2 separate regions of the Homo sapiens genome follow, and region 1 is linked to region 2. Evidence: chromatin contacts called from ENCODE Hi-C data. All regions are on one chromosome and are shown on one strand. Each heading gives the region's core, a stretch centred on a gene start or an enhancer-like site at or near the end of the contact. The rest is flanking DNA. Distances are from core to core; before and after follow the strand shown. Region 1 holds the start of SRP14-DT (SRP14 divergent transcript). Region 2 holds the start of FAM98B (family with sequence similarity 98 member B).

The links. A loop is a pair of places that touch in the nucleus more often than their neighbours do. Pooled maps may share reads with other maps.
Region 1: a pooled map shows a loop between it and region 2 (8-fold over the local background). The contact joins the promoter of SRP14-DT here to the promoter of FAM98B in region 2. A Hi-C loop is called at or near these places in 7 of 50 pooled maps.

The regions. Positions count from the first base shown.
Region 1 is chr15:40,038,061-40,044,706 of GRCh38, forward strand. SRP14-DT (SRP14 divergent transcript) reads left to right here and starts at 1,251. Exons shown (of 3, transcript NR_040060.1): 1 at 1,251-1,388. SRP14 (signal recognition particle 14) reads right to left here and starts at 1,121. Exons shown (of 5, transcript NM_003134.6): 1 at 1,033-1,121; 2 at 816-888; 3 at 222-334. The coding sequence starts at 1,056. LOC124903471 (a long non-coding RNA gene) reads left to right here. Exons shown (of 2, transcript XR_007064596.1): 2 at 1-349. RefSeq lists enhancers at 139-1,084, 785-834, 855-1,034, 1,085-2,029 and a silencer at 1,115-1,324.
Region 2 is chr15:38,449,075-38,455,699 of GRCh38, forward strand. It overlaps FAM98B (family with sequence similarity 98 member B), which reads left to right and starts at 5,053. Exons shown (of 8, transcript NM_173611.4): 1 at 5,053-5,158. The coding sequence starts at 5,088. RefSeq lists enhancers at 5,201-5,310, 5,371-5,470.

The DNA.
Region 1 (6,646 bases), core at 1-2,500, 1.6 Mb after region 2:
ATTTCCACAAGAGCTTTAGCAGAACTAACGACTGTCTGACCTCTACCTTCTTATTTTATTCTTGAGGTTTCCACTACTAAAGTATAGGAAGGTCCTGGTCTCAAAAATAGCCACACAGGGCAAAAGGGAAAAACAAATAAAAGCCTGGTTCAGAAACGCCCCATCCTCTGTTAAGTTCAAGTCTTTACATTTCAAAAGACAGCCTTAGAAATTAAGCTCACCACAGTGCTGATCTTCTTCTTCCCATCGGTAGCTCTTAACAGACACTTGTTGTCTGCGGGCTCAAAGCCCTCCACAGTACCCTTCTTTGGAATGGGTTTGGTTCGACCGTCATCTGAAGGAAAAAATGCATCCTGGTGAACACGGCCGCGTACGTGGCTGAGCGGCAGACAAACAGTTAAAACAGAGGAGTGGGGTAAGTGATGACCTAACCCAGCCCCGCTGCTCTAGTTTTGTTAAACACCTCATCTGCTATCACGGTCTGGCGAAACCCTGGAGAAACTATTATTTCCACGACGGAAACATGTAATATCGAAGCACGTTAAATTCCACTCAAAGTGGCGGCGTCTGGGATCCCTGACAAAGAGCCCTGGGCTGCTTGGGGCCCATTGTTACCAGAAGCAACCTAGGCGGCTCAGTGCTGGGGACTGAGCCAGCTACAATCCCTACTATTTTCCGGGCCCGAAGCCCCGAATGTGCTCAGTACAGGGTGGGGAAAGGTAGAGGAAGGCGGCGGTCCGCGGCAGACAGACTCCGGTGGCTCCCAGACACCGGGAACCCAGGGAGCATCGCCCGGCTCCCCTCCCGCTGCTTACACTTCTTCAAGGTGATATAGACGCTGCCCGACGTCCGGCACTTCTGGAAAAGTCTGGTCAGCTCCGTCAGGAACTGGAAAACAACAGGCCCAGCCCCGTTAGCCAGCCCCAAATCCTCGTCCTGCCGCGTCAAGGCCCTGGTCCTCCTGCAGGAGGCACAGGTCTCGAGTAACGCCTGAGCCGCCCCCTTCCCTCGGCCGGCCAGGCCTAGCCATACCTGCTCGCTCTCCAACAACACCATCGCGGCGACGCTGGCTCGACTCCCTCCGCTTAAGCCCCTAGCAGTGAGAGCCGGAAGTTCGGCCTAGGCTGGGCGGGACTTCCGCTACTAGACTTCCATTGTCTTCCACCAATCTCTTCTCTTCCACCAATCCCGGCCTGCGCCCTCCCCCCTCCCCGCCCGCCTAGCGCCCGCGCCCTGGGACGTCCGGGGGCCTGTGACCCGGAGGCGCTGGGGCTGTCCTGGGTCGTCACATGCGAGAAATCGTCTCACCCCAGCCAGTGTGACGGAGTGAGAGCAAAAGAAAGTTTTGATAGCAGCGTACGATTTATATTCAGCTGTATGCTGGGCAGGTAACCTAACAACTCAGTGACTCAGTTTCCTTATCCATAAAGTAAGGGTAATGATAGTATCTACCGCGCAGTGTGGTCGTGAAGCGTAAATGAAACTCAGATTAAATACGTAGAACAGTGCCTGGCACATAGAGCGTGTTCAGTAGGTATCAGCTATTGTTCTTTTCATTATTGTCATTATAAGTTCCTGTAGAGATCCTTTAAACTCTCCCTAAACGCTGACCTGCAGCTCTAGCCAGAAGGGCTGGGCCGGGCGTGGTGGCTCACGCCTGTAATCCCGGCACTTTGGGAGGCCGAGGCGGGTGGATCACGAGGTCAGGAGATTGAGACCATCCTGGCTAACACGGTGAAACGCTGTCTCTACTAAAAATACAAAAAAGTTAGCCGGGCGTGGTGGCGGGCACCTGTAATCCTAGCTACTCGGGAGGCTGAGGCAGGAGAATGGCGTGAACCCAGGAGGCAGAGCTTGCAGTGAGCTGAGATCGCGCCACTGCACTCCAGCCTGGAAGACAGAGCGAGACTCCGTCTCAAAAAAAAAAAAAAAAAAAAAAAAAATGAGGGGCTGGAGCCCAGTCTTTAGTTCTACCTCTGATTAGTCAGGAGAACTAGGTTGTAAGCCCTCTCTGCCACTAGCCAACTTGAACCCTGGGCCCTCTATAAAGTCAAGCATTCCACCACACAAGAGGTTTTCGCTGAGTGCCTCTCAGTCTGTGCCAGGCACGGTTGTAGAGGTTGGGGATGCAGCAGGATAAGAAAAGCTAAGTTCCTGGTTTCCTGGAAGTTGGGTTAAAGGGGCAGGGAGGAAATAAACAATGAAGCAAACAAGTAAGTAGTACAGCTTCAGATAATGAATTCCGTGAGACAGCCTAAGCAGGGCTGTATAATGAGAGTGGGAAGGGGACTGCCTGGGTTGGGGTCAGGGGAGTTCTCGTCGAAAAGGAGAACTTTGAGTTGAAAGCTGAAAGGACCAGCCATCCAAAGATCTAGGGACACAGTGTTTCAGACACAGGGAACGGCTAGAGCAAAACCTTCAAAGGGGAAACAAGTTGCCCTGTGTCTGTAAGACTGGCAGGTGCGGGTGGGGGTGAGGAGGGCTTGTGGAGCAAGGAGTAAAGGAGTATGGAGAGGTAGCTGGGGACCAGATTATGTAGGGCCCGTGACCATAGTAAGCCTGGATTTTGTTCTAGATACAAAGAGAAGACTCGTTAAGGAAGTTTTCAACAGAACACTGAAAATCTGATTTATATTTTTTAAAGATCCCCCTGTCTGTGTTGTGGAGAATGCACTGTAGAGAGACAGGGCAGGAAATGAGGAGCCCAGTTAGGAGATTCAAACTTAATGGCTTAAATATGTTCACTCTCTGATTTCACATTTTCTTCCAAATGGCCAGCGCCCGTTGCCCACTTCCTGCCCTAGGCTGATGACCTTGTGTAGCCAACCTGTATTGGCTTTTGGTTCTCCAGCATTTGAACCTGTTTGCAATCCCCTGTTGTGTGGGTTTTGGTGAGAGGCAATAAATAAATAAATAGAAGGGTCAGAGGGTCACTCTCTCAACTGCCCTCAGCACCTGGGCTCAAGCATATGACCTAACGTGGGTCAATCTGGTGCTCTCAACCAGGACTTTGACTTCTGAGCTAGTAATACCAAGGCCCAGGGCTCTTGCATGGGTGTCCAGTCATTTGAATGTGAGGATGTTTTTGCTCATCTGTATTGGCAGATATCATGAAAATTATGCATGGGCCCTTTTTAAAAAAATTTTATCTCATCAGCTATCATTAGTGTTAGTGTGTTTTACATATGGCCCAGGACGATTCTTTCAATGTGGCCCAGGGAAGCCAAAAGGTTGGACACGCATGCTAGAGGTTATTCATATGGTGCCATCACAAAGTGGTCTTGTGTTGGCGGCCCTATAGGAGGGGTTTTCACCAGACTGTTCTAATCTTTGCTAGTCTTGAGGTGTGCGAAGATGACTCCCCAATTTTTAATTATAGCTTTTACCTCTGTATTGAGCTCCAAACTTGCATATTCAGCTGTCCACTTGGTAGTTCCACCTGGATGTGTAATGAGCATCTCAGATATTACGTGACCAAATCAAAACTTTTTACTTCCCACATCTTTGCTATTTATTAAATGGCACCACCGTCTGACCAGTTACTCAAATAAAAACAACCATGAATCATCCCAGATTCCTTTTTCTTTTTGAGGCAGGGTCTCACTCTGTCACCCAGGCTAGAGTGCAGTGGTGCAATCTCGGCTCACTGCAGCGTCCACCTCTCAGGCTCAAGCTATCCTCCAGCCTCAGCCTCCTAAGTACTTGGGTCTATAGGCATGAGCCGCTGCCACCAGCTGTTCTTTTTCTTTTAATTTTCACATCTACACCTGCATGAGTCCTGTTAGCTATCTTGAAAGTTTAATCTGATTGCAATCACACTAGCATCTGGACTTCTGCAAAAATCTCGGTGGCAGGCTGGATGATCCCCCAGAGATGTCTATGTCCTAGTACATGGAATGCGTGCATTGCACTGGATCCAGTGCAATTCAACTACTGATGGAATATTCTTTGGGCTTTGTTTTTCTGTGGGAAATGACCAAGAGCACCTATTCAGAAGTCAAAGTGATCGGGGTTCAGATCCTACGTCTGCTACTTATTGATTATGTGGCCTCAGGCAACCTCTCAAGGCCTAAGTCTCTTCACTAGCAAAGTAACAAAATAATGCTTACTTCATTGAGATTATGAAGATTGTATAAAATACTATATGTAAGAGCCTTAGGCTTGCTCTAATATGGTAAATATAGATGTTTAAATTAATTTTAAAATTTTAATTCCTCAATCACACTAGCCACATTTCAAGGATTCAGTAGCAATATGTGGCTTGGATAGTACAGATGTAGAGCATTTCCATCATCACAAATTCTACTGGACAGCGCTATCATTGATAACATTGGGCCTAGCACATAGTAAATGCCCAATAAACAGTATAGTATCAAATAGTGTTATTACTTATAGACCACACACCTTCCATCATTTCAACATCACCATCCTGATTTCTGCCATTATCTTAATACCACCTGTACTGTTAGTTAATATTTTTCTTTAAATTGACTCACTTTCTACTTGTGTATTTAATATCATGATCATAAGTGGAAAACCAGTATCATTTGCCATAAATAAAAGGGATCATAAAAGGAAGTACTATGAAGTAAAATAATGTTGCTAAATTTAAATTTTTGAGATTAAAAAAATTAAAACAGTAAAAGCAATGATAAAGTTCATTGATTTATAAGACTATATCTGAAAATAAATTCATCAGTGAGAAAAATGGTATTGTATGTGATCAATCAGGAATAAAGGTAGCTCAGGGGTACAATGAAATTGAGAGTTTATGTCAATATAACATGGTTAAATTTTGATGTTTTCCAGCACCCCAAATCCTAACTTGCAATTATGTGTGATTAGGGTAACATATCATTCATCAAATTGTAATTTAAATGCATAATAGAGATTAATGGCTTTTGGCCTTGGAGCAGAGCAGTATGTATGTGAGGCATGGCGCTGGGTCACTGTCTCTAAGTCATGCAGGCCACACACCTTCCTGCTCCCTCTCAGTTTTTCCTCTCCCTTTCACAGTTCTAGGAGAACCATGACATGAAAATGGTTCCCAAATCCTTTCCCACATCATGGGGGCTTCATCAAAGGCCTAGGCAGCACCAAGAGCAAAACGAAGGCCCTGGGCACAAAACACCGTACCAGCTTTGGCCACTTCCCCATGGGAAGACGGGCAGAGAAAAGTACCCCTGCTCCTCAGGGCCTAGCCGACCTAAGGGACCTGAATAAGTATGCTTGTTTGTACAACCTGAGATTGTCTCTCCCAAAATGCAGGGGTAATGTGTTTTTTCCTCAGACAGAGCACACTTTAATTTATTAGGTGTTTAATTAGAGTTGGTTTTGAATTAGGGTCAGGAATTTGGTTAGGGTTTGAATTAGGGTCAAGGATCTTGTTCAGGTTAGGGTTGATTAATTTGCAGCTGCAGTTACTCTAATGCAATTACACTTTGCAGTGCCTGGAAAGTATAATGCTTAAAAACACAGTCGCTAGTTCCTGGATGGGGTTCCTAGCTGGGGTAGTCAAGGCTGCAATAAGCCATGATTGTGCCACTGCACTCCAGTCAGGGAAACAGTGAGATGCTGTCTCAAAAAAATTTTGTATTATGTTTAACCTATTATTAATAAGGAAACCAGATGTATGTTACAATCCATTCAAAGGGGAATCCAGTAAACATCAGGAATTCTGGAATGAATTTGTAAATGGAAGTAAAATTGGATTTTGCACAGGAGGGACCCAGGGTTGTCCCTTCACTGAACAGAAGCATTTGTACATCCATAGACAAGAATCCTCTGCATTGCCATTGAGTCTCTACAACCTACAGAGTTGTAAAATAGCGCAAAGGAAATAAAAGGCTAGAAATCAGCTAATCCAGAAGGCTGTGTTCTAATCAATGTATAATTTTTCATTGGAAACATCCACTATTTTTTATTTTGTTTTGTTTTTTGTTATTGTTGTTTTTGAGTTTATCTTTTTCTTTAATGTATTTGTTTCCACTAATCTTTTTTGCATATTCCAAAATTGCTTAAGTCTCTCTGTGCCTCAGTGTCCTCATCTGTAAAATGGGGAAGTCATAAAAGTGCCTACCTCATGTCAAGGGGAGGAGTAAATGAGCTAAGGGATGCATTATTACACTGCAGTCCCTTAGTTGGGAGTGGGCTGTTCTACGTCCTCCTCGTCAAGGTGGATTCATTCTACAGGAGCAGATTGCAACAAGACACTGTGCACCTTACGGAGGACTGGCCTCTGGGCTAGTTTAACTTTTCAGTTTCAGTCTGAGGGGAACTATACCTTGGGCTCTGAGCTGCCTCACCGTAGCTCCAGTGTGCTGATTTAAGGGTCAGTTCTGGATGAAGGAAGGAGGGTATCATCTAAACACATCGAGGAATGGCACTGGGCAGGTCTGGCTTTGGGATGACAAATTTTAGAACCTAAGGCTGGGAGACCTCCCACGTCAGCGGGAGGTGGTTAGCTCTGGTGGAGCCATCCTAGAGAAGGCCAGAGGAGTGGCCGGAGGGAGATGAGAGTGTGTCCTAGAAGCCTGGGTGCCCGGAGAGAGTAAACACCCTGAAGCCACACGTCAACACACTCCCTGGACTGAATCCACTCCAACACTGGCAGTTCCCAATTCCTTTATTCTTTTCTGCAGTCAGT
Region 2 (6,625 bases), core at 3,803-6,302:
ACAGGTGTGCGCCACCACACATGGCTAATTTTTGTATTTTTAGTAGAGACAGGGTTTCACCATGTTGGCCAGGATGGTCTCGATCTCCTGACCTCATGATCTGCCCTCCTCGGCCTCCCAAAATGCTGGGATTATAGGCGTGAGCCACCATGCCCAGCCACAAAGATTTCTGAAATAGGACACAAAAGCCCTAACCAGTATATTTAGAGATCTTTGCTTATCTCAAGTTCATGAAGACAGTTTATGTTATCTCCTAAAAACTTTATTGTTTTCTCTTTTAATTTACATCTACCATTATCAGGAGTTAATTTTTGTGTATAGCATGAGGTTGAAGTGGAAGATCTGGATATCCCATTGCCAGCACTGTATGTTGAAAAGGCCTGAACTGAAATGGCAACTTGGTCATTACTTAGGTGACTTTGAAAGTGCAGCTCTATATTCATGAGGGAAATTAGTCTACAGATTCCCTTTTTAGTAATGTCCTCATTGGTGTTTGTTTTAAGATTAGGTTGTCTTCACAGAAAACATTGAAAATGCTCCATGTTTTCCTGGTCTCTTGGAAAGTTTGTGTAAGAATGGTGCTACTTATGTGGAGGAATTCATCAGGAAAGCAATCTAGGCTTGGAGTTTTCTTTGTGGATGAATTTTAATTAGTGATTAAGTTTCTTTAATAGATACTGAACCATTCATATTTTAATTTTTTCTGATATTTGTTAAATTGTATTTTGCAAGAAATTTATCAACTTCCTTTAAATTTTTAAATTTAAAGTTGTTCATAACATTCTCTTTTAACTATTTAATGTCTGATAAATAGTACTGATATTTTTCATTTCTTATATTGGTTGTTTGTTCTTTTCCCCCACCTTGATCAGCCTTGCTAAAGATCTGTCAATTTTATTAGCCTTTGCAGACTCAGATTTTGGCTTAATTTTCTCTATTGCATTTTCTTCCTATTTCGTTGGTGTCTACTCTTTATTGTTTTTATTTCTCTGCTTCTTTGGATTTCATTTGTTTTTCAGCCTCTTAAGATTGATACTTAAGTAATTTTTAATCTTTTTTCATTTCTAATATTCACACCTAATGCTATATATTTTCCTCTAAGAATGAATCCACATATGTTGAATCCTGCATGTGTTGATATGTTGTGTTTTTATTATCACTCAGTTCAAAACTCTCTAATATCCATTATAATTTCTAGTTTGAGGCCTGGTTATTTAGAAGTGTATTGCTTGAATTCCCATCAATTAGTTAAGGGATTTTTTAGTTTTCTTTTTAAATTCTTAATTCCTTATTTTTTTTGTTAGACAATCTCATACTCGGGAATTAATTCGTATTTTAAATCCACTTTAGTCAGAGAACATGCTCTTTATGATTTCAATTTTGAATTTGGTGAGACTTACTTTAGGATCCACTATAGGGTTAAGTTTTATAAATTACATGTGCACTTGAAAAATGCATATTCTGAAGTTTTGGGAGGGGTAGAGATTTATCTATATCAATTAGGTCAAATTTATAAATTATGTTTTCCAAGTCTTATTGACTTGGAATATTTTATGCCTACTGATTTTTTTTGACTGCTTGTTATATTAGTTAATGTGATTGTGACTTTGTCTATTTCTCCTTTAAGTTGTTGGCTTTTAAATTTATATACTCTGAGGCTGGTTATTAAGCAAATAAACATTTAGAATTCTTATGGTTTTCTGCGTCATGACCCTTTTATCATTATGAAATGTCCCTATTTATCTCTCTGTAATATTATAATGCTTCTGTGTTAATAGCTATTTTTTCTAATATTAATATTGCTACCCAGCCATGTTTTGGTTTGATATTTTATCTTCCATTTTTGCCTTCTTTTAGATTTAGTAAGTATTTTTCATTATTCCATTTCTCCCTTTTCTTAGTTGTTAGTTATATACTATTTCATAATTCTGTTAGTGATTACCTAAATGATGGCAATATGCAATCTTGATTTGCTACCATAAATTCATTATTTTACCACTGCCTGGATAATGGAAGAACATTATTGTTTTTAAACTCTTTGTCAGCACCTCACCCCCTGAATTCTCTCTATATTTTACATTTCAGAAGTCATTACTATTACTGTTTTGAATAGTCAATATATATCTAGTTTCACTTACATATTTACCATTTCCAGTGATACTCTTCATTATTTTTTGCACCATTGGGATTTCATCTGGCATCATTTTTTTTTCATCTGGCATCATTTTTTTAACCCGAAGAACCCTCTTTAATATTTCTTTTGACATGGGTCTGCTGGAAACAATTTACATGAGTTTTGTTTATCTGAAAACATCTTTATTTTGCCTTCATTTCTTAAGGATATTTCCACTGTGTAAAATTCTGGATTTGTCATTATTTAAAGCATATGAAAGATGTTGTTTCATGATTTTCTTGCTTCCATTGTTTCTTTTGAGAAGTCAGCTTATATTATTGTTAAAGTTTGATTTTTTTCTCCAGCTGCTTTTAAGCTTTTCCTTCTATCTTTTGTTTTCAGCATTTTTACAAAAATTTTCCTAAATTGTGAATTTCTTTGTATACGTCCTGGTTGACATTAACAGTGCTCTTGGATCAGTGTTTTGTCAGGAAATTTTTAGCAGAGTCTCTTCTTGCTTCTGTCTCATTTTTTCAAGGGTCTTGTTGGAGTCCAATTATTCCATTTACTATGTTAGACCTTTTCAGTTTTTTCAAATATCTGTCATGCTTTTTTTTTTCTTTTGAGATAGGGTCTCACTCTGTTGCCCAGGCTGGAGTGCAGTGGCTTGATTACAGCTCACTGCAGCCTCGGCCTCCTGGGCTCAAGCAATCCTGATCGTCCTGCCCTAGCTTCCTCAATAGCTAGGACTACAAGTGCATACCACCATACCTGACTAATTTTTAAATTTGTTGTAGAGATATGGTCTCACTTTGCTGCCCAGGCTGGTCTCAAACTCCTGGACTCAAGTGATCCTCCCACCTCAGCCTCCCAAAGTGCTGGGATTACAGATGCGAGCCACCATGCTAGGCCAGTCATGCTTTTTTGTTTGTTTTTAGTTCTTTTTCTGTGCATAACTTTTGTTATTCATTTATTTAGATTTTTTAGGAAAACCAGCAGCAGAACACTTAAGATCAATAATAATAAAGAACAGTTACCTCATTTCTATTTGATTTTTACAGAGACTTTTTGCCAAGAGTACTAAGACTAGTACCTTCTATGACACCCCAACTCTGACAAGAGGCAGTAACCACTAATATACATTCTCCTCTCCCTTATTTGGAGATGAATTCAGATACATTAAACTGCAAGTAATTTTACGCTTAAGCCTTGTACAACACTAAAATATACAGTAATAATAGTCATTATACAAATGTATGGTTGAGTTTATGATATGGTTAGGATCTGTGTCTGTGCCCAAATCTCATGTTAAATTATAATCCCCAATGTTGGAGGAGGGACCTGGTGGGAGGTGATTGGATCATGAGGGCAGAGTTCTCTTGAATGGTTTGACACCATTCCTGCCTTGGCACTGTATAGTGAGTGAGTTTATCATGAGATCTGGTTTTTTAAAAGTGTGTGGCAGATCACGAGGTCAGGAGTTCGAGACCAGCCTGACCAACCTGGTGAAACCCCGTCTCTACTAAAAATACAAAAATTAGCCGGGTGTGGTGGTGGGCGCCTGTAATCCCAGCTACTCGGGAGGCTGAGGCAGGAGAATCGCGTGAACCCGGGAGGCGGAGTTTGCAGTGAGCTGAGATCATGCCACTGCACTCTAGCCTGGGCGACAGTGCGAGACTGAAAAAAAAAAAAAAAGTGTGTGGCACCTCCCTGCCTCCCTGCACCCTCTCTCTTCCTCTTACTCCGGCCACGTGATAGCTGCACTCCCCCTTCCCCTTCTGCCACAACTGTCCATTTCCTGAGGCCTCCCCAGGAGTGGAGCAGATGCCAGCATCATGCTTCGTGTACAGCCTGTGGAACCATGAGCCAATTAAACCCCTTTTCTTTATAAATTACCCAGTCTCAGGTATATCTTTATAGCAATATGAGAGTGGACTACTACAGCTTACCTTTGAGTGTTTTACACATTTATGGGTATGCTTTTTGTTTGTAACCATAATTAGGAAGGCGAGAGCATTACTGGTCTTTATTGGACTGGGGCTACGAATGCTATGTAGTCTGCAATGGAAGGGACAGGTCCATACAAGGGATCAATAGTTATACTTCATGCAGGATTTCCAACAGTTCTGCTAGAGTATTCATGTAGGTGACATGCCTGCTAATAATGATCTAACCTTATACTCTTAGTACCTTTTACATATGAACCCTAAAATACATTTTTTAAATCCTTTAGATAAGAGATTGAATTCTTCATGGATAGTACACAGAGGGTATATTATGTTTTGTTTGTTTGGAACTTTACAGAGAATTCGCCACAATTTTGGAAAACCACATCAACTACCTTACTTTGCTGGCGGTATGTTTGTTGCTTATACAACTAATGCTTTGTCAGCAATGAAGCACATCATCTGAATATGCAGTTGAGGGGATTCTACATAGATAGATGCAAGCATCTGATCACTTCATTGGTCTTCCGCATTTCATAAGGAGAAAAATATTACCTTGTTATAAATTACTTCATTTTTTCCTTCAAGTTGAAGCATCGTCGTGTATATTGATTTAAAAATTATATGTGTAGGCATGTGATATTAGTTACTAATTTTAGCTGAAGATAATTATAATTTTATTTCAGATTTCTGTTATTAAAAAGGTCTGGAATCGGATAGGTTGAGATCAACCCGATACCACGATATTTGCTAAAATTTATTTGAACACACAGAAAAGTCCCAACACAGAGAACTCTTTATTACTATTATTTATTATTTCTACTATTCTTTTAAAAAATTATTATCGTTACACGCAGCGGTTTTAGGCACTATGAAGTGTTTATTGCCTCGGGGCTGGGAACCTTTGCGCCCTTCTTCAGCTGTGCTCTCAGGCAGTTACCGGCCAGACCCGGACCGGAACCTTGGCGCGGTGACGCTAGTTTCCGGCGGGCTACTTAGAGCGCCGAACAGCTCTGGGCCAAAGGACCATGAGAGGGCCGGAGCCGGGTCCCCAACCGACGATGGAGGGAGACGTGCTGGACACACTGGAGGCGCTGGGGTGAGTGCTTTTGGAGACGCCTTTTCCCTGAAAACGCAACCTCTCCTTGGCCTGGCTGCTTAGCCTACTTCCCTTGGGCCTCTGTGGGCCTGGGCGGCCATGTGTAGGCCTCCTTCCCTGCCTCGATCCCTCCGGCGCCGACGGAGTTAAGCGGGAGGCGGGAGAGAAATCTATTTGGGGGGTGGAGCAGGGCCGGAGAGCTGGGGTTCGTGGCCCCCTCTTCGAAACTTCTTGCCTCGAAACTCTGTTGCAGGAATCCGCCGGGTGGCGCGGAGCGGCCCTTCTAGCACCGGTTTTCTGGGCTAGCTCGCGCCCGCAGGTGATATTTGTGTTGACGTAGTTCTGGCGCCCGGAGGGAGGTGCTGGAACCTGAGCTGCTGTTGAGGACTGTTGTCTCCTACAATGTACAACTTGTGGCTTACTTGGGGCTCTGGAGCGAATGGCTTTTACTTTGACCGGAGAAAGTGTTGTAGTTCATTGCGAGTTCGTTCTTTCAACCATTTCGTCCGTTCGTCAACGTGTATATTAGCTTGTATATTAATTTACACATATTTACGTTTGTAAATTTCCCCTAGGCAAGGGAAAAGGATAGTTTTTCAGATTACTCTTGGCTTACATAGTCGCGCAGGCTGCAAGTCTGCTGCCGGCTGGTATTTACAGTGCAGAATGGTAAGTGCTGTGAGAACTCAGGGTGGAGGTGGGAGTAATGTTAATACTTAACAAGTGTGGTGGTTCGTAATCTCCCCCTCAACCTCATCCTGTTTTTTTCCACACAGCTCTTGTCCCCATCCCAAATTATCATGTCCTGCCCATTCATTTGTCTCTTGAACTCTGCTTCTCCCTCGTTTTATTCCTCCTCCTCCCCAAGTCAGCTCCTGGAAAACTGATGCTTTGCATATTTTATTCACCGATGTTTTCCCAGCAACACACTAGAACGGAGTCTTTTACAGTAAATAGTGGTTGAATGAATGAGTAAATGAATGAAGAAAAGCTTAGAGAAGAGTCCACAGCAGTAAGCATAGGACCAGATAGTTGAGTCATACAGTGCACATTAAATAAAGAGCTTGGAGCCATCTGCACATTTGTTTGCCCTGCTACGTGCTGCTGTTTCTTGATAGGGGAAGCTGTGCCTTTGCAGCGTTATTATGAAGCTTGAACCAATCCCACACCCCACTTTATCTTCTCTAAAACTGCATTTGCCCCTCTATCAATTGTTTCTTTAGTTGAACCCTGATAATACCTACTTTGCAGTGACCCAGGGTTACGGAGTCTTGCACTTAGTAGATCGTGAATACATATTTGTCAAACGAAAGAACAGTGCCATTGATTATTTAGGGGGCATTTTTACTTCTGTGAAGTCCCTTGGAAGTTCTCACTTAACTTGGTTAAGAAGGAACCAAAACAAGAACTGAAAATACTTAGTAGAATTATTTAGGCTCCAAACAGTTTGAGCTCCCAAGTACTTCA